Regions from separate parts of the Homo sapiens genome. Here regions 1 and 2 are each linked to region 3. Evidence: chromatin contacts called from ENCODE Hi-C or POLR2A ChIA-PET data. All regions are on one chromosome and are shown on one strand. Each heading gives the region's core, a stretch centred on a gene start or an enhancer-like site at or near the end of the contact. The rest is flanking DNA. Distances are from core to core; before and after follow the strand shown.

Region 1 (2,763 bases), core at 132-2,631, 600 kb before region 3:
TTAAATGCTTTTAAAGCAAACCAACAACAAAAGATTCTGTTTGTAAATGGGAGAGAATCTGCATGAGGTATAGACAACCAGGGCCTCCAAATTTGTAGCTGTGTTTCTGACATTCTCCAGGGAAGACGGTTACAGAAAGACTTGACCCCCTGGCCCCGCAGAGCTCTTCAGAGAAATTAATGCATCCAGAAAAGACAGAGCATCAGATCTCACTCCTTCGTCTGGAAGACGTCAGTTCATCCTAGTTCTAGCGCATACCGGTGTTTTGGAAACAGATTAGCTATATTCATACATAAGGATACTCTTCCGCAACACTATCTGTAGTGAGGCCAAGACCAGTGGTTGCGGGAATCTTCGCAAACAGGCAAGAGACAATTTTTAGGGGCGATGGAAACTGTCATTTTGACTGGGGAGGTCATTACACCTATACATGCATTTGCTAAAAGTCATCAAACTCTTCCACTGACGTGGGTGTAACCATTGTTTGTAAATTATACCTCAACAGGATTCGATTAATTTATTTATTGAGACAGTCTCGCTCTGTGGAGTGCAGTGGTGCAATCTTGGCCCACTGCAACCTCCGACTCCCGGGTTCCAGCGATTCTTCTGTCTCAGCTTTCCTAGTAGCTGGGATTACAGGCGCCCGCCACCACGTCCGGCTAATTCTTTTATTTTTAGTAGAGACGGGGTTTCGCTATGTTGGCCAGGCTGGTCCCGAACTCCTGACCTCAGGTGATCAGCTCGCCTGAGCTTCCCAAAGTGCTCGGATTACAGGCCGCGCCTGACTATGATTCGTTTTGAAAGAAAAAAATATATGCCATTTACCCCTCGGGAATGGAAACATAGAGGAGTGACAAGATCTCCCCCAAGCTCTGGGGCGGTGGAGTCCAGCATTTATAGATCGGTTTGCACTAGGAGCAGAAGCTCCTTTCACGACAATCTCGGCCTCTTCCCACTTTGTAGAGTGAGTAACAAGCTCGGAGAGATGAAATAATTTGGTGGCGTTAACCCGGCCGACAGGCGCCAGCGCCAGGATTTGAACCCAAACCACGTGACTTCACAACCCATAGCTTTCAACACTACGCGGTGCTGCTGGCACCTAGTAAAGGCTGGATCACTACTGAATGAATGATTCTGGCTACGGATCCTTAAAGCCCACAGAAGGCCCATCCAGAGACCGAAAGCTTCAGACACAAGCCGCAGAGCAGACCGCTAAACCGGAGCTACAGAGGCGAAGCTCAGACTTGAGCCTGAGTCCGGCGGGCTGAGGGGCGGGCTTTCGTCTCGGGAGGCGGAGCTGTCTCGTCGCATTCCCGGCAAGCTTGAACCTCTTCACTTGCCGTAGCGCCTGCAGCAGGAAGTTGCTCTACAGCATGCCTTAGGTTTCCGGGTGAGGGTTGGGCTCCTTGGTACCATGTGGGAAGCGCTGTGAAGAGTTGTTGCCTTCCAAGATATACCCAAATTCCCAGTTCCAGGTAAGCGGCACAGAGCCGCTTGATGTGGCTGCGGATGGGGGCGGCATATCGAGGGAGGGTAAGAGTTTTCCGGATATCTGCGGAATCAGGGTTGAAGGAAAGCCTTGGCGCGGTCGCCGCTACTGTAATTAGTTGTTAACGCTGCTGCCATCGTCTTTGCATCTCCGGGGTCCACAAATCTCAGGACACCCGCGTTGTGTGTCCATGACGGTGCTGAGTGCAGAAGAGAATTGTTTGTTTACGAGGCGCCTTATAATTTCGTAGAAACTTATCAAAGTGCTTACGTTTTTTTAGCCCGTGTCATTAAAACTCCGCTGGCGTGAAAGATGACGTCCTTAGCCCAGCAGCTGCAACGACTCGCCCTCCCTCAAAGTGATGCCAGCCTCTTATCTAGAGATGAAGTTGCTTCTTTGTTATTTGACCCTAAGGAAGCGGCCACAATCGACAGGGACACCGCCTTCGCCATTGGTGAGCCATCTTTTAACTTAGAAAAGCTCTTGGAAGCGTTTGTTTTCTGGATGTTACTGTTTTTTTTTTTTCCCCTTGTTTTCTCTTCTGTCCCGTCCTCTTCCTTAGCAGTTTCTAGCATGTTGATGTATATTTTTAAGGGAAAGAGAACATAACAGTCAGGTGCTTGGTGCTTGAAATGTTTATGAGTAGAGGTATCTGGATTTCACAGATGAAGAAACAAAATTAGAGAGGTCAACTAATATGTCAAAGAGAAGAACAGCTAAAAGGGGGATGGAGGCAGTGACTGGGGTGACGGAGAAGTCCTCTCAGAGGACTGGCCTAGTTATTGTAGGGGATATCCAAAAAAAAAAAAAAAAAAGTGTTCCCTGCCACGAAGTACTTTCTGTTCTAGTAGATGAGATAGGATTTACTCTAAAAGTTGAAAACTAGAAATCAGTGTTTGGGACTGTATTATAAATTATATGTACTTAAAGAATTCAGAAACTTCTTAGGGGTAAGTAAAACTGTAAAAGAGGGGTGGGATGAATTTGCTTACGAAGAATTGTTAAATAAACTGGCCTTTTTTGAAATTTAGGATGTACTGGCCTGGAAGAGTTGCTTGGAATTGATCCTTCCTTTGAGCAGTTTGAAGCACCGTTGTTCAGTCAGCTAGCAAAAACCTTGGAGCGAAGTGTTCAGACCAAAGCAGTAAACAAACAGTTGGATGAAAACATTTCATTATTCCTTATTCACTTGTCGCCTTACTTCCTGCTTAAGCCAGCACAGAAGTGTCTGGAGTGGTTGATTCACAGGTAGCTAATAGAATTACAGAAATAAC
Region 2 (2,812 bases), core at 113-2,612, 520 kb before region 3:
TTACCAAATAATAGAATATTATTACAATCAACGATCTGCCTCCCATTCTTACCAGTGTGCTCATATACTAAATAATTTTGGATTGTGAGTGTAGGAAATATTGACTTAAAAAATACATCAGTAGAAAATTTCTAACATGGAATTTATTATTAAAAATACTAAAATAGGCCAGGCATGGTGGCTCACACCTGTAATCCCAGCACTTTGGGAGGCCAAGGCGGGTGGATCACCTGAGGTTCAGGAGTTAGAGACCAGCCTGACCAATATGGTGAAATCCCATCCCTACTAAAAATACAAAAATTAGCCAGACGTAGTGGCATGCACCTGTAGTCCCAGCTACTCAGGAGGCTGAGACAGGAGAATTGCTTGAACCTGGGAGACGGAGGTTGAAGTGAGCCGAGATTGTGCCACTGCACTCCAGCCTGGGCAACAGAACGAGACTCCATCTCAAAAAAAAAAAAAAATTTAATTAATTAATGGTAAATACTAATCAAACAGTCCCGTACAATTACCAGAGGTATTCATTTAGATTTTCATTTCCATAAAATGAGAATTACAGTATTCACATCATTGGTTTGTTCTGAGGATTGAGTTAATAAAACAGCGAAAGAGTAAGCGCTATGTTAGCTATTATTATTGTGAATAGAAAGAATTGCTCTTCCTCCTCCAATTTAAACAAATCAAAGTAGGGAAAAATCCAATACTTTTAATACTATTAAGATACGGTTTTCTCTGTTGCTTAAAAAAATAATAATCACAGGGCAGGGGAGTGTTGGAAAGCATCAGCCACATTTTTTAAGATAAAAGCACTCATGGACACTACACTACATTTAATAGCTCCAGGAAAAACTCGACTTTAAGCAGAACTAAAGGGGAAATGAAACCAGAGCTTCCTGTATTTTACTTCCAGCAATTCTGTCATTATACTGCACACCAACAATACACACCGATCAAATCTATCACTTTTTCTTTATTAAGAAAAAAAACTGTATCCCTCTTGGTTTACCACCTAAATATAGCCCCATGTCATTAACTTAATTCGTTAGTCAAAACCTCAAAACTCTGGCTCCGTGACTCAATTCAGGAAGTAAGAACAAGAGCAAAAAGAATGGATGCCGAGTTGCCATACACATGTATAATAACAAGCCAGTGACCCAATTTAAGCCATCTGCTTGCATTAAATCACGCAACCCCCGAAGTATCCCCAGGGACAGGTCCCGCCAGCATGAACACTTCGTATGCATCACAAGCAGCCATCACTTAAGTTTCACGTACGGTCAAAGGAAGTCACATGACTTGCGCTTTGCAATGTTTAACACTGCAGTCAAATGACTCGGCATCCTAAAGAGCGTGTTAGAGGCAGGGAACGCAATGGAGGTCACTCCACTGTCACTACAAATTCCGGGAAGGAAACTTCCCCAGATTCCTCCACTTGGAGGTGGCGCTCGGCCTCAGGCTAGGAGGGAACAGGTGAGAAAGCAGCCCAGGTGGGGTGGGTTTGCAGCGAGGAGACACCCCAGGGCAAACAGCCTGACCCCAGCCAGGGATGTCCAAGAAAGGCCGCGACTCCTGATAATCCCTTATGCCCCGGAGCGCCTCGCCTGCAGAGGCAGCGTCCCCGCCACCCAGCCCCGGCTCTGCCGCGGTGAGGACCGGCGGGTCGGGGTGGACTGGACACTGTCCCACCCATCAAATGGTGATTTAGGAGCCGTGACATCCGAATGCCATCCTCCACTGGCGAGACCCTCAGAGCAGCCACGCCTCTAGCGACTGCCCCGCCACCCGAGGCCGGGGGTCGCGCGACTCACCCAAAGACTGGTGTTTCAGGCGCTCCACGGAGCAGGTTGTTTGTCAGCAGCTAAGTGCCGTCAGGGTTCCCGGCTCTGGCGTCCGTGGGCGGCTACGGGAAGCGACAGGAGTCAGTCCTCGTTCACTTCCCGGCTCGCGCGCCTCACTGCTGTGGTCTCCCCACCCTCCCCGCGCCCCGCCTTCTGTGTCTGGGGCGTCCCTGGCGGCTCTGCTGGGTTTTGGACAGGGACCCGCCGCTGATCGCCACCCAGCTCGGCCTCCTGCACAGCCTCTGGAGCCTTGGACCGCGACTGGCTTGCTGTGGGACGAGCACAGAGGGATAAGGACAAAGAATGTGTCCTGGGTGGATCTGGCTGCCTTTGCCCGGAAGGCGGAGTGGGGTGGGAGGTGGTAGGAAAATGGGAAGGAAAGAAAAGAAAGGTGGGCCGACGTCCACCTGGCTGTTCCAGGCCTCCAGGTCTAGGAGGGAGGGCGCTCGGGGCTGGGACTTTTCAGGACCAGGGTGGTCACCGCACAGGCCCCGCCTGCCTGGACCAAGCGCTGGCCTTCCCGGGGCGCCCAGGTCCACGGGGTCAACGCCAGGGTTTTCTCAGCTTCCTCGTCTGCCTCGGATCCAAGTCCAGACAGTGCCAGAAGAGACTTGGAGGCGCTGCTTTTTGACAGTACACACCTCTGTATGCAGGTGAAACGGTGGGGGAAGGGTTCAGTACGCTGGACTGTGCCCAGCCCAAGCTCCCCATCCGTTAGTGATAACTTGGACTCGCAGCCACTCCGCGTCACTCGCCAGTTATCCTGCGTGTGGGTGTTTTCTCCAAATTGGACACTTAGGGAACAGTTTAAGCAGTATGGAGCACAATTCTGTGCCTATTAGATGCTCTTAAATACCCGACTTCTCAGGGCCCTACACTGACTGATAGTTTGACCTATTGGCTGTAAACACACCAGCCAGAAATACAAATAAAGTTAAACAAAGTCATGTCAGCCACTTGGAATGGCTGGCTGC
Region 3 (2,821 bases), core at 14-2,513:
TGAATGAACACAGAGAAACCAATTTAATCAAGCAAGGGAATGGAATGCAAATCCAAGGTCAAGAATGTACTTTCTTCTTAGTTCTCCTTCTTGTAAACCAAAAAGTATCTGAGACAGGTCTCAATCAATTTAACAATTTATTTTGCCCAAGTTAAGGAGATGCCTGTGACACAGCCTCAGGAGGTCCTGATGTCGTATGCCCAAGGTGGTCAGGCTACAGCTTGGTTTTATAGATCTTAGGGAGACATAAGACATCAATCAATACAGGTAAGATGTATGTTGGTTTGGTCCAGAAAGGTGGGACAACTGGGAGCCAAGTGTAGGAGGGAGAGCTTCCAGGTCATAGGCAGATTCAAAGATTTTCTGATTGTCAATTGGTTGAGTTATTATCTAAAAACCTGGAACCAATAGAAAGGAATGTCTGGGTTATGATAAGGGCTTGTGGAGACCAAGGTTTAGTCATGCAGATGAAGCCTCCAGGTAGGCGGCTTCAGAGAGAACAGATTGTAGATGTTTCTTATCAGACTTAAAGAGTCTGTTCTGCCAGGTTTTGTTGTTGCTGTTGTTGTTGTTGTTGTTTTAATTGAGATAGAGTCTCGCTCTGTCACCCAGGCTGGAGTGCAGTGGCGCAATCTCAGCTCACTGCAACCTCCACTCCCTGGGTTCAAGAGATTCTCGTGCCTCAGCCTCCCAAATAGCTAGGATTACAGGCGCCCATCACCACGCCCAGCTAATTTTTGTATTTTTAGTAGAGATGGGGTCTCACCACATTGGCCAGGCTGGTCTCAAACTCCTGACCTCAAGTGATCCACCCGCCTCAGCCTCCCAAAGCGCTGGGATTACAGGCGAGAGCCACAGGGCCCGGCCTGTTCTTTCAGTCTTAAGGTCCATGTTGATGTTAATGGTAATGAGACGTGGCCAACCCTCCCCTTCCTCTCATGGCCTGAAGTAGTTTCATAGGTTGACTTTGGAATGCCCTCGGCTGAGAGGAGGGGTCCATTCCGATGGTAGGCGGACTTGGAATTTTATTTTTGGTTTACACTCTGTTTCATTTTCCTCTCATTCTCTTTGTCCCCCCACCTTGAGAAAAGTCACCCCAGACTTCCTGCCACTCCTCAGATAAGTATCAGGTCTTGAATGCTTTCTTCCCTAGCAGCTCGAACTAGATGAGTAAGAAGACGCTTGTCTGAGTCATCAATGTATCAACCAGAAACAAGCTCAGGAAATGCGTCTTTAGCATCCCCACTACCCCCACCCCATCCACCAGGCCTTTAATGGAAAGTTTCCCATGGGGGCCAGGGACACTCAGCAGGGGACTCTCCCTAGAGCCCCTGGGCTGCTCCCACTGTCTGCTGGCCCAGAAAGTCCACCGAGATCACAGCTTTTTATAAACTCACTTGAGATTCTATTTCCTGAGTACAGTTGAGGTTCCCCCTCCTTTTTACAAGTTCAAGATACAGTACTTCAAAGTTCCACTGTAAATTCTAGAGCCCTTGAGATTTTCTATGCTGACCAAATACTTTGTTAACACAACTCTGTCGGCCACATAAAATGGAACAACGCTTACTGCATGAAAAGTTTTGTTTGGTTGACAGCACACAGGACACCAGTTTTGTTTTCTAACTGGAAAAGCACCACCACATGCAGATGTGATTGGTAGGAAAATGGGGCTCTGGATGCACAGGTAATTTTGGTGAATGAGCTAAGGTACTGTGTGTACATCGCTGTTGTCGTAACAGGTTCAATGTGAGGGAGCCGTCTAAGCACTGGCAATGTGGACGCCAGATGCCAGACCAGAAGGGCGGGGCTAGACCACAAACCCAGAGACCTAGGTTCTCGTTAGAACTGAGCCACCAACCAGTGCTGTGGCCTGAAGGAGTCTCTGAGCCACCAACCAGTGCTGTGGCCTGAAGGAGTCTCAACTTCTCTGAGTTTCAGTTTTCTCATTTGGTGTAAAAACTGCAGTTGCTTATCACATAGGATTGCAATGAGAATCAAATGAAACATATCTGTGAATGGAAACAGCTTATATGAAAACTCTAAAACCCTATGCCAACGTAAAATTTTGTGGAAGTAAACACGTTTTACATTCAAGAGTGAACAAAACCAGATTTTTTTTTTTTGAGACAGAGTTTTGCTCTTGTCGTCCAGGCTGGAGTGCAATGTCACAATCTTGGCTCACTGCAACCTCTGCCTCCTGGGTTCAAATGATTCTCCAGCCTCAGCCTCCCGAGTAGCTGGGATTACAGGCACCCGCCACCACACCCAGCTAGTTTTTGTACTTTTAGTACAGACGGGGTTTCTCCATGTTGGCCAGGCTGGTCTCAAACTCCTGACCTCAGGTGATCCACCCACCTCGGCCTCCCAAAGTGCTGGGATTACAGGCGTGAACCAACGTGCCCAGCCAGACATTTTTTATTCTAACCAGATGGCTTGCTTGTATCTTTGTTTGGTGCTTCCTACTTCAAATGTTTTGTTTTGTTTTTTATATTAATTAGCCTCTGGGACAAAAGAAAAGCATGCATGGTTTTGTCTTGCTGGGTTCAACAAATACTTTTCTGGCATGCTAACTGCTTCTCACCAAGGGAGCAACCACGTTAAGCAAACCAACATGAGAACTGGCAACACAGACAAAGGTACTTCAAATATTCACTGGCAACACACTTATGGAATGTCACTGTGTCTGCTTTGCGAGGATCCAGTCGCAAATGAACATCTGGGTGCAGAGCTCGAAATGTCTCTGTGTGCCTTGTCTCGTCACCTCCCACTGACTCCTCAAACAGTCCTGTGAGATCTGTTATTACTGCCATCCCTGTTCCAC

The links. Hi-C counts contacts between places; a loop is a spot of excess contacts on that map. ChIA-PET counts read pairs that join two places held with the same protein, here RNA polymerase II (POLR2A). Pooled maps may share reads with other maps.
Region 1: a loop to region 3 is called in a map of naive thymus-derived CD4-positive, alpha-beta T cell, with 10 times the contacts of the local background. The contact joins the promoter of HEATR1 here to the enhancer-like site in region 3. A Hi-C loop is called at or near these places in 2 of 168 maps with a recorded cell type or tissue (heart right ventricle and naive thymus-derived CD4-positive, alpha-beta T cell) and 8 of 50 pooled maps. POLR2A ChIA-PET finds 5 or more read pairs at or near these places in 2 of 52 experiments (Caco-2 and activated naive CD4-positive, alpha-beta T cell).
Region 2: a loop to region 3 is called in a map of naive thymus-derived CD4-positive, alpha-beta T cell, with 4 times the contacts of the local background. The contact joins the promoter of LGALS8-AS1 here to the enhancer-like site in region 3. A Hi-C loop is called at or near these places in 2 of 168 maps with a recorded cell type or tissue (endothelial cell of umbilical vein and naive thymus-derived CD4-positive, alpha-beta T cell), 2 of 37 single-sample maps with no recorded cell type and 11 of 50 pooled maps. POLR2A ChIA-PET finds 5 or more read pairs at or near these places in 3 of 52 experiments (OCI-LY7, Panc1 and WTC11).

The regions. Positions count from the first base shown.
Region 1 is chr1:236,603,134-236,605,896 of GRCh38, reverse strand. HEATR1 (HEAT repeat containing 1) reads left to right here and starts at 1,381. Exons shown (of 45, transcript NM_018072.6): 1 at 1,381-1,475; 2 at 1,770-1,943; 3 at 2,521-2,737. The coding sequence starts at 1,802. RefSeq lists an enhancer at 1,181-1,440.
Region 2 is chr1:236,523,058-236,525,869 of GRCh38, reverse strand. It overlaps LGALS8-AS1 (LGALS8 antisense RNA 1), which reads left to right and starts at 1,362. Exons shown (of 1, transcript NR_034040.1): 1 at 1,362-2,801. It overlaps LGALS8 (galectin 8), which reads right to left and starts at 1,888. Exons shown (of 10, transcript NM_201544.4): 1 at 1,809-1,888. RefSeq lists a silencer at 1,546-1,595.
Region 3 is chr1:235,997,978-236,000,798 of GRCh38, reverse strand. All of the region lies in intron 12 of NID1 (nidogen 1), which reads left to right. Among named protein-coding and RNA genes, the nearest start is that of LINC02768, 27 kb to the right of the region's middle. RefSeq lists enhancers at 1,313-1,382, 1,423-1,472, 374-1,573. Within about 2 kb of position 1,263, at least 13 of the 41 ENCODE cell types and tissues checked have a DNase peak (open chromatin) inside an H3K27ac peak, as active enhancers do; they include endothelial cell of umbilical vein and heart right ventricle, where a contact is called at or near this core.